Linked DNA regions of Homo sapiens: regions 1 and 2 are each linked to region 3. Evidence: chromatin loops called from intact Hi-C (ENCODE). Cell type or tissue: sigmoid colon. All regions are shown on one strand. Links, peaks and the distances in the headings refer to the core of each region. The heading gives the core; the rest is flanking DNA.

Region 1 (4,023 bases), core at 1-2,500, 73 kb before region 3:
CTATATATCCGCTAAGGAATTAGTTCTTTCATTGGAAATTATGACAGAGTAATGAGCATTTCTTTCTTTTTCTTTTTCTGTTTTTTTTTTTTTTTTTTTTTTTTTTTTTGGAGACAGTCTGGCTCTGTTGCCCAGGCTGGAGTGCAGTGGCACGATCTCAGCTCACTGCAACCTCTGCCTCTCGGGTTCAAGTGATTCTCCTGCCTCAGCCTCCCGAGTAGCTATGACTACAGGCGCCCACCACCACACTTGGCTAATTTTTGTATTTTTAGTAGAGACGACGTTTCACCTTGTTGACCAGGCTGGTCTCGAACTCCCGACCTCAGGTGATCTGCCCACCTCGGCCTCCCAAAGTGCTGGGATTACAGGTGTGAGCCACCGTGCCTGGCCAAGCATTTCTTTCTTAATATTGTTGTATGAAGTAGTTGGGAATTTAAAGTTTTTATCTGTTCAGATTCATGGAATTCCTTTATCTGATCCTTACAGTTTACAAATCTAAAAATTTCAGGATGAATCATGTTCAGTTATAGTCAGTTTAAGAATGCAGGAAAGTCTATAATAAAAATTATTGATTTCCATGCAAATTGATTAAAATATAAGAGTCTTGGCTGGGAGCGGTGGCTCACGCCTGTAATCCCAGGACTTTGGGAGGCCAAGGCAGGCAGATCACTTGAGGTCAGGAGTTCAAGACCAGCCTGGCCAACATGGTGAAACCCCATCTCTACTAAAGATACAAAAAATTAGCCAGGCATGGTGGCATGTGCCTGTAGTCCCAGCTACTGGGGAGGCTGAGGCAGGAGAATCACTTGAACCTGAGAGGCGGAGATTCTAGTGAGCCGAGATCATGCCATTGCACTCTAGCCTAGGCGACAGGGCAAGACTCCATCTTAAAAAAAAAAAAAAAGTCTCAGTACAAAAGAGGATAACAATATGTTATCAGAAATACTAAATCATGCACAAAAACACTTTCATTCCTAGATACTGTCAGATAAGTGAAGTTTTATTACAAAGTGTAAATGTTTTATATCCCTGAAAGAATGAACATAAAAACCATAAAAAGAGTATGAGTGATTGTTTTGAAGTAAGCTGTCTAAAACTTAGATACCAAATATTCCAAAACAACAATTGGCTCTTTGAAAAGATCAAGATTTTATCATAAGTCTGTATAGTTTATTCTCTCTAAAACAGTCTATACAACTTTTCCCCTAAATTAAGGTTTCTCAACCTCAGTAACTTCAGCCTCTATGCACTGGATGCCAGTACCTCCCGTCTCTCCCCTCCTCTGTTACAACAACCAAAAATGTCTCCGGACATTGCCAGATATTCTCTGGGGACAATTTACTCCAGTTGAGAACCACTGCCCTAAACATATTAGAGAATAAGAGCTGTAATACAAATTGGTAAGGCTGAGAGATAGTAGGACAGAACTCAAAAGATATTTTTGTTTAGGTTTGAGGACTGACAGTCAAAGATTTTGAATTTGTGTTATTTTAATCAAATGATTTATTATTAAAAGGGAGAGCATCTGGTTCAAATATTTGTCCTTACAAGCATCAGAAAGTAGTTCATGTCTTACCAGAAGAGCCATTTATCAAGTTATTTTGTAATCATTCCAAGGAGGCTTACAGAAGAAATCAGACTTAATTCTTTTTTCTTACAATATATTTTTAGGTTCCTGAAATAACCTAAAAATGAACACATCTTTATTTTTAAAATGCCTCATGGAAGAAATCACATTTAGTTAACCCTTTTTTTCCTGCCATAGACAACATTGCAGGTTTTTGAAACTAAAATTACGAGATAAATGGATTTTCTATTTCTTTTCTTTGATCTTGTCTCCCCTGAATTCAGCATTCATGGAACATGATCATTAACACATTTTAGCCTTTCTACTGAGGGTACATTTAACTTCCTTGTTGCTATCAGTTCCCTGGCAGAGCACTAATGATTTATTTTTTACCCTCTGTGTGATAGCCCACTACACACTCTAACATTCGTGTGTATCCTGGATTCACAATTATTTTGCCTGGTGACTTTGAAATAATACAGTAGCTCTGGCCTTTACTTATGCTTCCCTTTTCCCTTTCTCACATAGCAGCAGCTGTCGATTCGGCAGACCGAAGTCCTCGGCCCACTTCTGCACCTGCCATTACTCAGGGTCAGGTTGCAGAAGGTGGCGTCCTAGATGCCTCTGCTAAAAAAACAGTGGTCCCTAAAGCACAGAAGGAAACAGTGAAGGCTGAAGTGAAAAAGGAAGACGAGCCACCTGAGCAAGCTGAGCCAGAGCCCACAGAAGCATGGAAGGTATGTCATCAGTCCAAATACCTAGCTAACTCACTTTCTGATTTAGAGGCCTTAACTTTTTGACCAGGAACGTTTTCAAAGCAATTGCTTATTCTCATAGACTCAACAAAGTTATTCTTCATTCTTTCTAAATGAAGATGTCTCCCATGAACCTATAAAATATTTTCGTAGAGTTATGTCAGTAAGACTGTAAGCTATCTCAGAAGTTATAAGGTGACCCACTCCTTGACCCAACTATTATTTTTATTTATTTATTTATTTTTTTGAGATGGAGTCTCGCTCTGTCACCCAGGCTGGAGTGCAGTGGTGCGATCTTGGCTCACTGCAAACTCCGCCTCGTGGGTTCATGCCATTCTCCTGCCTCAGCCTCCTGATTAGCCGGGACTACAGGCGCCCGCCACCATGCCCGGCTAATTTTTTGTATTTTTAGTAGAGACGGGGTTTCACCGTGTTAGCCAGGATGGTCTTGATCTCCTGACCTTGTGATCCGCCCGCCTCGGCCTCCCAAAGTGCTGGGATTACAGGCATGAGCCACCGCGCCCGGCCCCAACTATTATTTTTTTAAATGATCTTATAAAACACACCAGTATGATTGATCCTCTGCTTTTTAAAATAATTTTACTCATCTAGAAGGAATCTCCACATTGCTTTTTAAGACTAAGCTCTGCTATTGTGATTAAAATAAAATTTTATTTTCTAAGATGGATGTATGCACATTTCCAAAGAACTGGTATTACATAAAGCGCATCTGTGTGGTTGCTCAAATCTTAAGTACCTTTACAAAAAGGAGAAGATTCATTATGTAGGAGAGGTTGTACTGCTGAGTTGCCTATGGTTCTGAGTTAATTGCACCCACAGTCACTGCACTGTGTTGAAAAATCACCAATTTAATTAGCAGATTTCCTAGACAGTGACTAGACTGACCTTTTATATGTTAAGCTTTGTAAACACATTTAAGCCGTGATGGAATCGAAGTGCTAGCTCAGATTTATTGAAATAAATATAGCTCTTGCTGTTGGCAACAGGAATTATGAGAAGCAGTCTTCATAAGAAGAATTACATTTTTATATGTCTGTTAAGAAATTAAAAAAAATTTTTTTAACCATAAGATCTTAGTAAGTGTTCTCGCTTTGGCAGATGGATTAACCTTGTTCTTTTGGAGCCAGATCAATATCTAGTTTATCTCTAGAGCAGTGGACAGTCTAACTATGTTTTGATTATATTAAAAAAAAAAAAAAAAAAAAAAAAACTGTTAGGCCAGGTGTGGAGGCTCTCACCTGTAATCCTAGCACTTTGGGAGAGCAAGGCGGGCGGATCCCTTGAGCCCAGGAGTTCAAGACCAGCTTTGGCAAAATGGTGAAACCCCATGTCTACAAAAAATAAAAAAACTAGCTGGGTATGGTGACGCACATCTGTAGTCCCAGCTCCTTGGGGGACTGAGACAGAAGGATAGCTTGAACCTGAGAGGTTGAAGAGGCTTCAGTGCACCGAGATCGCCCACTGCACTTCAGCCTGGGTGACAAAGTGAGACGCTGTCTCAAATAGTGAAGCCCCGTCTTTACTAAAAATACAAAAATTAGCTGGGCATGATGGCAGGTGCCTGTAATCCCAGCTACTGGGGAGGTTAAGGCAGGAGAATTGCTTGAACCTGGGAGGCAGAGGTTGCAGTGAGCCCAGATCACACCACTGCACTCCAGCCTGAGTGACAGAGCAAGACTC
Region 2 (4,023 bases), core at 1-2,500, 78 kb after region 3:
TCCCTGGTCACATCTGCCAGCTTTTTCCACCAAAGCCCCCCAGGACCTCTCTGCCACAGCTGGGAGAACCCGTGCTTCTTTTTGCAGGAAGCTGGGATTAGGTTTAAGCCAGGCTTGAGCAGGGACCAGCCACCTAATTTCATGCAGCTTCAATAGCTCTTGGCTGTCTCCTCACTGGCAACAGAGTGAGACTGGGTGGTTTTCACAGGCCCTGACAGCTCAATAGTGTTAGAAGCCATCTGTGCCCAGGGAGAAGTCACTTAACTTCCTGATTTCTTCTACTGAAAGGACAAACTCCACTTCCCCCCTCTTTTCAAGTGGTTCTTCAGAGTGTTGGACATACACAGTCTAGACCAGGAGTGGCTCTGGGTCTCTTTGGTTAAGGCAAATGGAATTATTTTTGCGAGTACAACTGAGGAACTGAAGCTGGTGTCGATTATACTAAGAGTGGGCTTCCATGACAGCCACAGCCACATTCATGGACAGTGAGGCCTAGAGAAACTGGACGATATGATGGAAAGAGAGTAAGTGAGGAAACCGAGTCTATTACTGACTTGCTGTGTCTTCCAGGGCAAGCTGCTCCCTGAAACTTCAGTTTCCTCATCTGTAAAAGACAGATGACAAACCTGCCCCTGTCTCCTTCACGTCTGTATTTAGCGCACTTCCAAGTACCACACAAAAGCAAGGGTAAAGGGGCCTTGGGTTAGACAGTTCACAGAAAGAATAATACAGCTCAAATCATTCCCAAATATCAACTGGGGTTTTGAAAACATGAGGTTATCACAAGCCAAGAGTCTCAGAAAGTCTTAGCTATTCAGTAAGGGCAGTCTCCACCTCCTTCCTGCCCTCTCTTTACATGTCAGATTCACTCATCCTATCGCCAAAAGCCAGCTGGACTTCATTTCTTAGGACTGACTCATCTGTTTCAGCCGCCAACTGTTAGCGATGCCTAAAGCCAGTTTATGCTTATGCAAGGGCGCCCTCTGGTGGACAACTGGGCACCGCAGGGATGGGAGGTGGGAAAGACCCAAGACATGGTCTGGGATGAAGCCTCCTTCCCCACGCACCTGTCTCGGACCACATTGATGGTTCTTAGGCCCAGGGCTGCGGCGATCTGGATGACTGCTTGCCCCACTCCGCTGTTGGATGCATTCTGGATGACAGAATCCCCTGTGGAGCCAGGAAGAGAACCAAATCAAGCCCTGTATAGATCTGCAATAGGTCAAAGGCTCCCAGCCGGGGATCCTTCTGTAGGCAAGGGAGTCCTCAGGCTCAACAGGGACCCAGGACCTGGCTGCTGAGTCTTCTCAGACCTTCCACTGTTTCTCACTGTTCTCCTAATGCCTCCTAAACTTCCACAACACTCACGATGCCTCCCAGGACTTGGCAACTCAGCATCTACACTGGATATAATTTAGACCCTGCCCTGCTATGTAAAATATTTTATAGCCTTCGTCATCCTCCCAACTTTTATGTCCTCAAGTCTTTACTTAGGTTATTTCCTTGGTTTGCAATGTTTCCCTCCTTCTCTCTTCCTTCCTATTGAAATCCTGTAGATCCTTTGAAGCGCAGCTCAAGTGCAGCCTTCATGAAGCCTTCCTGGATTGTTCCCTCTATGTGCTCCCACAGTGCTCTGTGGGCATCTGTATTAATGCACATACCACGGTCTGCCCCATCTTACACTTCATTGTATATAGGTCCATTTCTATCAACAGCTTGCAGCTTCTTGAGAGGGAAGGGTCATGCCCTATTCCTCTCTGCAGTGTTTAATAAAGGTGCACTGCCTTGAAATGGGATTACAGCTGCGCTGGAGAAACTGGCAGCCCCTGAAACAGGGTCCTACAGTTCTGTGGCAAAGCCCAGGTTTAGCTTTGGACCTGGCCATTGGGGAAGGCGGTGTGACATGCTGGGAAAAATGTGGGCTCTGGAATGAGACAGATCTGGGCATGAGTCTCAGTTTCACCAATGATTGTAACTAAACAGACAGGGCAAGTCATGACCTCTGTGAACTTCAGTTTCCTTCCCTTAAAATATAATCCCAGCTACTAGGGAGGCTGAGGCAGGAGAATCGCTTGAACCCGGGAGGTGGAGGTTGCAGTGAGCTGAGATCGCGCCACTGTACTCCAGCCTGGGTGACAGAGCGAGACTCCCTCTATTAAAAAAAAAAAGTGCCCCCGATTAGAGTCAAATGCATCGTGTCCGGGAAAGTGCTTTGTTGAATTTGAAATGCTATCTGGTTTTTGAGAGGCAGCAGGGATCTGTCACACAACGGGCTGAAACTAGAGATAGAGGACTTCCTGGAAGAAGAATGCCCACTCGTCTTCACCAGGGGTCAACGTACAGGTTGTCACCCACCAGTGGATTATGAATCAATCTAGTTGGTTGCAAGCACCTTTTTTTTTTAAAGTTAAAATTGAGAAGAGAATAAAAAATAACAGAGTATGTCACACATAGTAAGGGTATTTCACGAAACTTTGGTTTCCATTATATATATATTCCTATTTGTATAAACTGATCACAATATAAAATGTAATTCTTACCATGTGTCAAGATCCTAAGTTTATTCAACAGTGATCTAGTTCAGGCCATATCAGCCTTGAGGCAGGAAAGTGGAGAGGTGTGCAGTGGGTACTTAGGGTGGGCAGCGTCGAAATGCCTAGATCTGTTACTACAGCTGCAGCCTAAATGGGAGGTGGCTTTAGGGCATGGGATGCAAGCAAACAAAGTGTCTGCTGCACTAGGACTCCAGCAAAGGTCCCTGGTCACAGCCACTGGCTTTCTCCACCAAAGGCTCCCAGGAACCATCTGCCATAGTTGCAAGAAACCTATATTTCTCTTGTGGGAACTGGCATCGGCTTTCAGCCAGGCCTTGGACAGTGGCTGGGCACCATGTTTCATCACACTCCAACAACTGTGGGCCTCAGTTTCTTCGCTGGTATGAGAGGTGGCTTGGGTGAGTTCTACAGCCACTGCGGCTCACGGATGTGCATGGATGTGCATGGTGTGCAGAGGCAGCCCAGGAGGTTAATGCCCTTAGGGCGACCCTTAAACAATGGGGTGTGAGAATTAGTGGAAAACTGGCCCAGCCTCTCATCATTCAAGGGTTAGTTTTTGTTTTGTTTTGTTTTGTTTTGTTTTTGAGATGGTGTCTTGCTCTGTTGCCCAGGCTGGAGTGCGGTGGTGCAATCTTGGCTCACTGCAACTTCCGCCTCCCGGGTTCAAGCGATTCTCCTGCCTCAGCCTCCTGAGTAGCTGGGGTCACAGGCGCTGCCACCACGCCGGGCTAATTTTTGTATTTTTAGTAGAGACGGGTTTTCACCATGTTGGCCAGGCTGGTCTCAAACCCCTGACCTCAAGTGATCTGCCAGCTTCAGCCTCCCAAAGTGCTGGGATTACAGGCATGAGACACCATGCCTGGCCTTAAGGGTTAATTCTGCAGTGGGTTCTGAGAGTCTTCAGAGGGCCCCAGCAAGACTGAGCAGGCCGGCTGGGGGTGGGTGGCTCGCGCCTGTAATCCCAGCACTTTGGGAGGCTGAGGTGGGCGGATCACAAGGTCAGGAGTTAGAGACCAGCCTGGCCAATATGGTGAAACCCCATTTCTACTAAAAATACAAAAATTAGCCAGGCATGGTGGCAGGCACCTGTAGTCTCAGCTACCTGGGAGGCTGAGGCAGGAGAATCCCTTGAACCCGAGAGGTGGAGGTTGCAGTGAGCCCACGCCACTGCACTCAAGCCGGGGCGACAGAGCACGACTGTCTCAAAAAAACAGCCGGAGCAGTAGTTGCCCGCAGCAGTAACCGGGCTTCATGGGCTTTGCCTCCATCTCTGTCTCACTCTCCCCACTCCCCTTCATTTCTTCTTCCCAAACAAACTCTCTGCACCCAGTGCTGGTCTTAGGCTCTGCTTTCAGAGAAACCCAAATAAAAACACTTGGCTCTGTCATTTACTCCCTGGCTGATCTCATGCAAATAGTTTACCTTTCTGGACCTCAGTTTTCCCATTTATGAAAGGGAAGAAGAATAT
Region 3 (5,560 bases), core at 1,539-4,038:
GGCAGAAGCCGGAGTTGGCCCGGCCAGCGGGCGGAGAGGAGGGAGGGGGGCGCAGGCTGTTCCCTGGCGCATCCCGGGCTGCAAATCTGCCGCCTGCGTCCGGTCCGCAAGCCCGCGGGTCTTGGGCCTCGGGAAACGTGCGGCCCCCAGCTGCCGCGTCTCCAGGGTAAGTACCTCCCGGGCTCGACCCCACCCCCGCACGTGGCTGCACCGTAGCAAATGGGGCGGGGGCGCTCGGGCCTCCCAGGTCCGCAGGGGTCGCTCGCCGGGCCCCACCTCCCCCCTACTGTGCTTTACATACCGCAGCGCGGGAGGAGGGGGCGTCACCGGCTCCAGCCTCTCCCTGCCCGCCCCCTCCTTCCAGACCTCCTCCGCCCGCAGCGAAGCTGCAGCAGGAGCGACTTGAGCTAGACACCGGGAAGACCGCTCGGATCAAGACCAGCCAGGCAGAGGAGGAGAGGCGGCGCCGACTTCGCCCAAGATTTCCATCAAGTCCACGCATGAGAGGCCTCTCCCTCCCCCAGCGGTCGTGCTGGGGCCACGGCAGCAGGCGGGGGTGCCGGTGCCGGGCGCTGGGCCCCGCCGGACGGATGCCCTCCCGGCTCCCCCGTCGGCCCGGGCAAGGCTGTTCCCAGGTTGCGACGTTTCCAATTCGGGCTCCTCCGGATGAATCATCCCCCTTTCCCGCCGCCTGGCCTCCTTTCCCGCCTCCTCCGCCCGAGGCCTCCGTGGCCCGTGGCCCGGTCAGAGCAGCACCGCCCCTGCGCCTCGGGATCCGGGCCGCACAGCTTAAGCCCTCCCGATTGCTGGCCGCGCCCTGCCTGCGGCCTGTGGCCTGGATCCCGGGCCCAGCAGGAGTAGCCGAGCTGCGTGCGGTGTGGCCCCCACGAAAGGGAGGGCGAGGGAGAAGACGCGGCCCCCGCCCAGGCGCCCCAGGCCGCAGGAGAGGAGGCTCAGGGCCTAGCTGTCCAGGGTCGTCCTCACTGCTCGCGTCCGCTTCCTAAAGAACCACCGCGCTGGAGCCCGCAGCCGAAACCTCGGGGAGGCGGCCTTGCTCCCCGACCCACGCCCCATCTGCACCCCAAACCTCAAAGCAGGACACCCATCCCTGCCTCCGACTGGAGCGCTCAAGGCCCGGGCCTAGCAGGGAGCCGCCACTCTCCCGCGTCCAAAGCCTGGTTTCACAGATTGCAACTACGGCCCAGGGAGGCCGGGGAGACTGCCCGACCCCGCACTAGGCGGGGGCTCTGCCAGGTCCGACGCCGGGCTCCGGGGCCCCAGCCCTAGACCCCTCTCAGGACAGCCACGGGAGTATCCAGGAGGAAGCGAGGCCCATCCCCTCCTTGTCCCTGAGTTTGCAGCCCTTTCCCCAGCCCGCAACCGGAGGAGCGATCATCGCTTCAAGCCAGAACTGGCGCTCTCAGCCCCGGCTCCAGCAAGGTCACCCGGAGCCCCGCGCGTCGCTGCCGCGAGGGAAGCGAAAACAAGCAGAGTGGGGACATGGGGACACGCTCAGAGACCCCGAGCCGTGGAGGTAGTGGGCCGACGCTGGGGACACCAGGGAGGCGGAAACTTGGGGACACAGCGCACAGCCCGACAGAAGATGCTGGGGCCGAGTCCCCAGGACTCCAGGGTCCCGCCACCGCCCGCGTCCACACTCCCGCCTGGGGGAACGGGAGGGCCGCGCTCCCGCCCCCAGGGGCCCTGACCGAGGGAGGGAGGGAGGGAGGGAGGGACCAAACGAAAAGTTGGGAAAAGTGGAGTGCGGACCCCTGGACCCCAGCTCGGCTCACCTGGCGCCGCAGCGCCGCGCGGGTCCGGGTCCCAGTCCGCGCGCGGAGGCTCCAGAGCCGCCCGGGTCTCCACGGCCCGGCCCCAGCCCCGCCCCGGCCCCGCCTCCAGCCCCCGGGACCGTCCGACCCGCGCCGGGCCCGGCCCCACCGCCGCTGAAAGGCGGCAGCTCAGGTCAAAGGATCGCAGGTAGGCGCCCTGTGCGCGCCTGGTGACTCCGGGCACCCGTGGCCCGAGTTCTGCCATCCCCACTCTCCCACCCCCAGCTTACATCGGTCGCAAAGGCCCACAAAGGCGACCCCTTCCTACATGGGGAAACTGAGACCCGGGACCCAGGAGCCCCGACACCCGCACGTCCTTCCCCGCTTCCCAGAGCCCCTCATCCCAGGCGCCCGGGGAGCTTCCAGGAGGAGGCGGCCCGAGTCCCTGCTCTGCCCCGGTCCCGCAGCCCTTGCTGTCGCTGAACCTCGCGGACTTCATCTGTGCAATGGGCACCAAGGCTTCAGCCTCGCAAGATGCCGAGAGGCAAGAGCCAGACGCCAAGGGCCAGCCCGGGGCGACTCCGCAAAGCCCTCAGCGAAAGCAGCGCCCGGGGAGGGGCGGGCCTTGTAGCTGAAAGGACCGGACGGGGTGCGGATGTGCCGCCGGGTACTCCTAAGAACAGGCGCCCCTTCGCCAGTGGGGGAGCGGGCTTGTTCCCAATAACGGGGAGGGTGCTGAGAGCTGCGACCCCGCCGGCGAGCCCGAAGGGGGCGGCCCGGCCTTCGCGCCCTCCCGCCCCTGGAGGCAGGAATGCAGAGCGGGGGAGCCAGGGCGGCCGGCGGTCGGCCCAGTTTCCATGATGCGGGGGGCGGGTTCGGGGGAGGCGGCGACCGATTTCCAGGCTCAGCGGTCAGGCCGGGCCCCCCGGGAGGAATTTCCGGCCTAGGATTGATTAAGGCCCGCCCCTCCCCCCGGCCGTGGAGACCCCCGGCGCGCAGCCGGGGGGAGGGGCGCTAATGAGACCCGGCTGCGCGCCGCGGACAGGGAGGGGACCCGAGGAAGGGGCGGGCCAGGGGCCGGGGCCACCCCCCGACGCGGGGCGGAGCCGGGTCCCGGAGCCGCACGGCCAGGCCAGGCCTTGAACCTGAGCTCCCACCCTCTGGGTCGGCGGAGGAGAGTGGGGGTGCATCAGTGCCCCCCGGGACCCCCTCTTCCAGCTCTTAAAAGCCCCCTCGGGGGGTCGGTGAGGTAACGGGCGGACCAGAGGGACCACAGTGGGGAAGACCGAGCCTCGGCTCCCGGGCTTCATCCCTGCGAGGCCGTGTGCGAGATCGAAGCCAGGGCCTCCTTCTTGCCTCCCCAGTCCGACTGGAGGCTCCTGAGGTCTCGGTCCGCTCCACGGAGGCCTCCCTCCAGCATCTTTGCTTGGGACCCCCGCCCCCATCAATCCTCCGCTTCGTCCACTCCCCGCACACTGACCCCACCGCGGTCGCACCTCCGCCTCCCAGCTCTCCCTCCCACCCCTGGGCTCCCTCAATCCCACTCCATGCCTGCCTCTCCCAGCCCACTGCTCTTCCTCCAATAAGCCCGGCTTCTAGTCTGACTCCCTGGGCCCCTCGATCATCCCCTGCCTCCAGCTCTGTGAAGGGCCCTTTGTCCACCCAAGCACGGGGTCAGCCTTGGCCCCTTCCTCTCCCCCTCTCATCCCACTCACAGAGCCTTGGGGGCCCTGCTCTTTTCATCTGGGGCCAGCCACGTTCTCCCTTTCCCATGGCCACTGTCCTGCTCCGGCGTCCAGGCTCCTCCTGGAGCCCATGGTCTCCTGCCTCCCCGTGTCCTAGTGCGCTGCAGACAGGCAGCAAGGGTTTCCACTCTGAATCTGAGCCTGCCACTACCTGCTTAAAACCATCAGTGACTCCCCAAATCGAGTTGGAAATCTCTTCTTGTCTCCACGAACTGGCCCCGGGCCTCTTACACTCCCTCAGGGCTTGGTTGGTCCTTGCTTTCCGGCAGGAACACTTACCCCCTGGTCGTGCCCTTGCCACCTTCTACACATCCTTCAGACCCTGGGCCTTCCCCCAGCCCCCAGACCAGGTCAGTACCCGCTCTCCTGCTCTGTTGTACACCCTCACAACACCAGCAGCTTCCCTGTGCACCTGCAAACTGAACCCACTGGGAGTGGAGTCTGTTTCCTGTCTGTGTCCCCACTGGCCATGACTCTGAGGGGGCAGGACTAGGTCTGTCTTGCTCATCCCTGGAGCCCTGTGCCCAGCACAGTGTCTGCCCACAGCTGGCCATCCCCATTAGAGGAGGGTGTGCAGGCCTGTGTCTCCTTCAGCCCGAATACCTTCCTGATCTCCATGCCAGGTGCCCTGGCCCAGACAGCAGGAGAAAGAAAGGACTCCTCTCTGTCTCAGGCTCCTCATTTGTAAAAAGGGAGAAATAATACCTACCCCACAGTGTTGTTTTGAAGGTTAAATAACAGTTCACCTGTGGCCGGGTGCGGTGGCTCACACTTGTAATCCCAGCACTTTGAGAGGCTGAGGAGGGAGGATCACTGGAGCCTAGGCGTTCAAGACCAGCCTGGGCAACATAGCAAGACCCTGTCTCTACAAAAAAATTTAAAAATTAGCCAGGTACTGTGGCGCATGCCTATAGTCCCAGCTACTCGGGCGACTGAGGCAGGAGGATCTCTTGACCCCAGGAGTTTGAGGCTATAGTGAACCATGATTGCAAAGCCTGGGTGACAGAGTGAGATCCTGTTTCAAAATTTTTTTAAAGAAGCTGGGCCTGGTGGCTCATGCCTGTAATCCCAGCACTTTGGGAGGCCGAGATGGGAGGATGACTTGAGGTCAGGAGTTCGAGACCAGCCTGGCCAAATGGTAAAACCTCATCTCTACTAAAAATACAAAAATTAGCCGGGTGCGGTGGCTCACACCTGTAATCCCAATACTTTGGGAGGCTGAGGTGGGCGGATCATGAGGTCAGGAGATCGAGACCATCCTGGCTAACACGGTAAAACCCCGTCTCTACTAAAAAATACAAAAAATTAGCCGGGTACAGTGGTGGGCGCCTGTAGTCTCAGCTATTCGGGAGGCTGAGGCAGGAGAATGGCGTGAACCTGGGAGGCGGAGCTTGCAGTGAGCTGAGATCGTGCCACTGCACTCCAGCCTGGGCGACAGAGCGAGACTGTGTCTCAAAAAAAAAAAAAAAAAAAAAAAATTAGCTGGGCGCGGTGGTGGGTTCCTGTAATTCCAGCTACTCAGGAGGCTGAGGTGGGAGAATCACTTGAACCCAGGAGGTGGAGGTTGCAGTTAGCCAAGATGGTACCACTGCACTCCAGCCTGGGTGACAGAGCGGACTCTGTCTAAAAAGGAAAAAAAAAAAAAAAGCTTGTATAATAGAAAGATGACCAAATAAGGAAACAAATGAGTTCTTCAAAGGAGACTTAGTGTCCAGGAAAGGATTCTATGGACCCTGAGAGGATTTAGAGAAGAGGTATATAGGCTTGAACCCAGGAGGCGGAGGTTGCAGTGAGCCGAGATGGCACCACTGCACTCCAGCCTGGGTGACAAAGTGAGACTCGGTCTCAAAAAAAAAAAAAAAATTTAAGAAAGGGTTCACATGTTGAGTGCCTGGCACAAAGTGGGTTCCAGCAAACACCTCTCCCTCTTCTGATCATGACGTTTCAGGTACAGAGGGTAGTGTTTGGGGTGGGTAGAAACCTTCCCTGGGGTCACTGGGGTGGCAGAGGAGGGAAGGGCCCCCTTTCCCAGATGTCCTGTTT

The links. Peaks named below come from ENCODE experiments on the same cell type or tissue, not always from the same donor. Only the 100,000 strongest peaks of a DNase experiment are listed, where the experiment ranks them.
Region 1: a loop joins it to region 3, with 2.5 times the contacts of the local background. A loop is called at or near these places in 5 of 110 quality-filtered maps.
Region 2: a loop joins it to region 3, with 4 times the contacts of the local background. A loop is called at or near these places in 23 of 110 quality-filtered maps.

Annotation. Positions count from the first base shown.
Region 1 is chr1:29,051,009-29,055,031 of GRCh38, forward strand. It overlaps EPB41 (erythrocyte membrane protein band 4.1), which reads left to right. Exons shown (of 21, transcript NM_001376013.1): 12 at 2,096-2,304. Among named protein-coding and RNA genes, the nearest start is that of TMEM200B, 71 kb to the right of the region's middle. In sigmoid colon, for the core only: no CTCF peak of the experiment used is centred there; no DNase peak of the experiment used is centred there.
Region 2 is chr1:29,202,064-29,206,086 of GRCh38, forward strand. MECR (mitochondrial trans-2-enoyl-CoA reductase) reads right to left here. Exons shown (of 10, transcript NM_016011.5): 5 at 1,068-1,170. Among named protein-coding and RNA genes, the nearest start is that of SRSF4, 22 kb to the left of the region's middle. RefSeq lists a silencer at 969-1,058. In sigmoid colon, for the core only: a CTCF peak has its summit at 1,007 (motif pointing left); a DNase peak (open chromatin) is centred at 958; H3K27ac peaks cover 781 bases.
Region 3 is chr1:29,122,063-29,127,622 of GRCh38, forward strand. It overlaps TMEM200B (transmembrane protein 200B), which reads right to left and starts at 1,841. Exons shown (of 2, transcript NM_001003682.4): 1 at 1,794-1,841. RefSeq lists enhancers at 1,255-2,114, 2,115-2,974, 2,975-3,834. In sigmoid colon, for the core only: a CTCF peak has its summit at 2,569 (motif pointing right); DNase peaks (open chromatin) are centred at 2,629, 3,389 and 3,829; H3K4me3 peaks cover 2,163 bases; H3K27ac peaks cover 1,419 bases.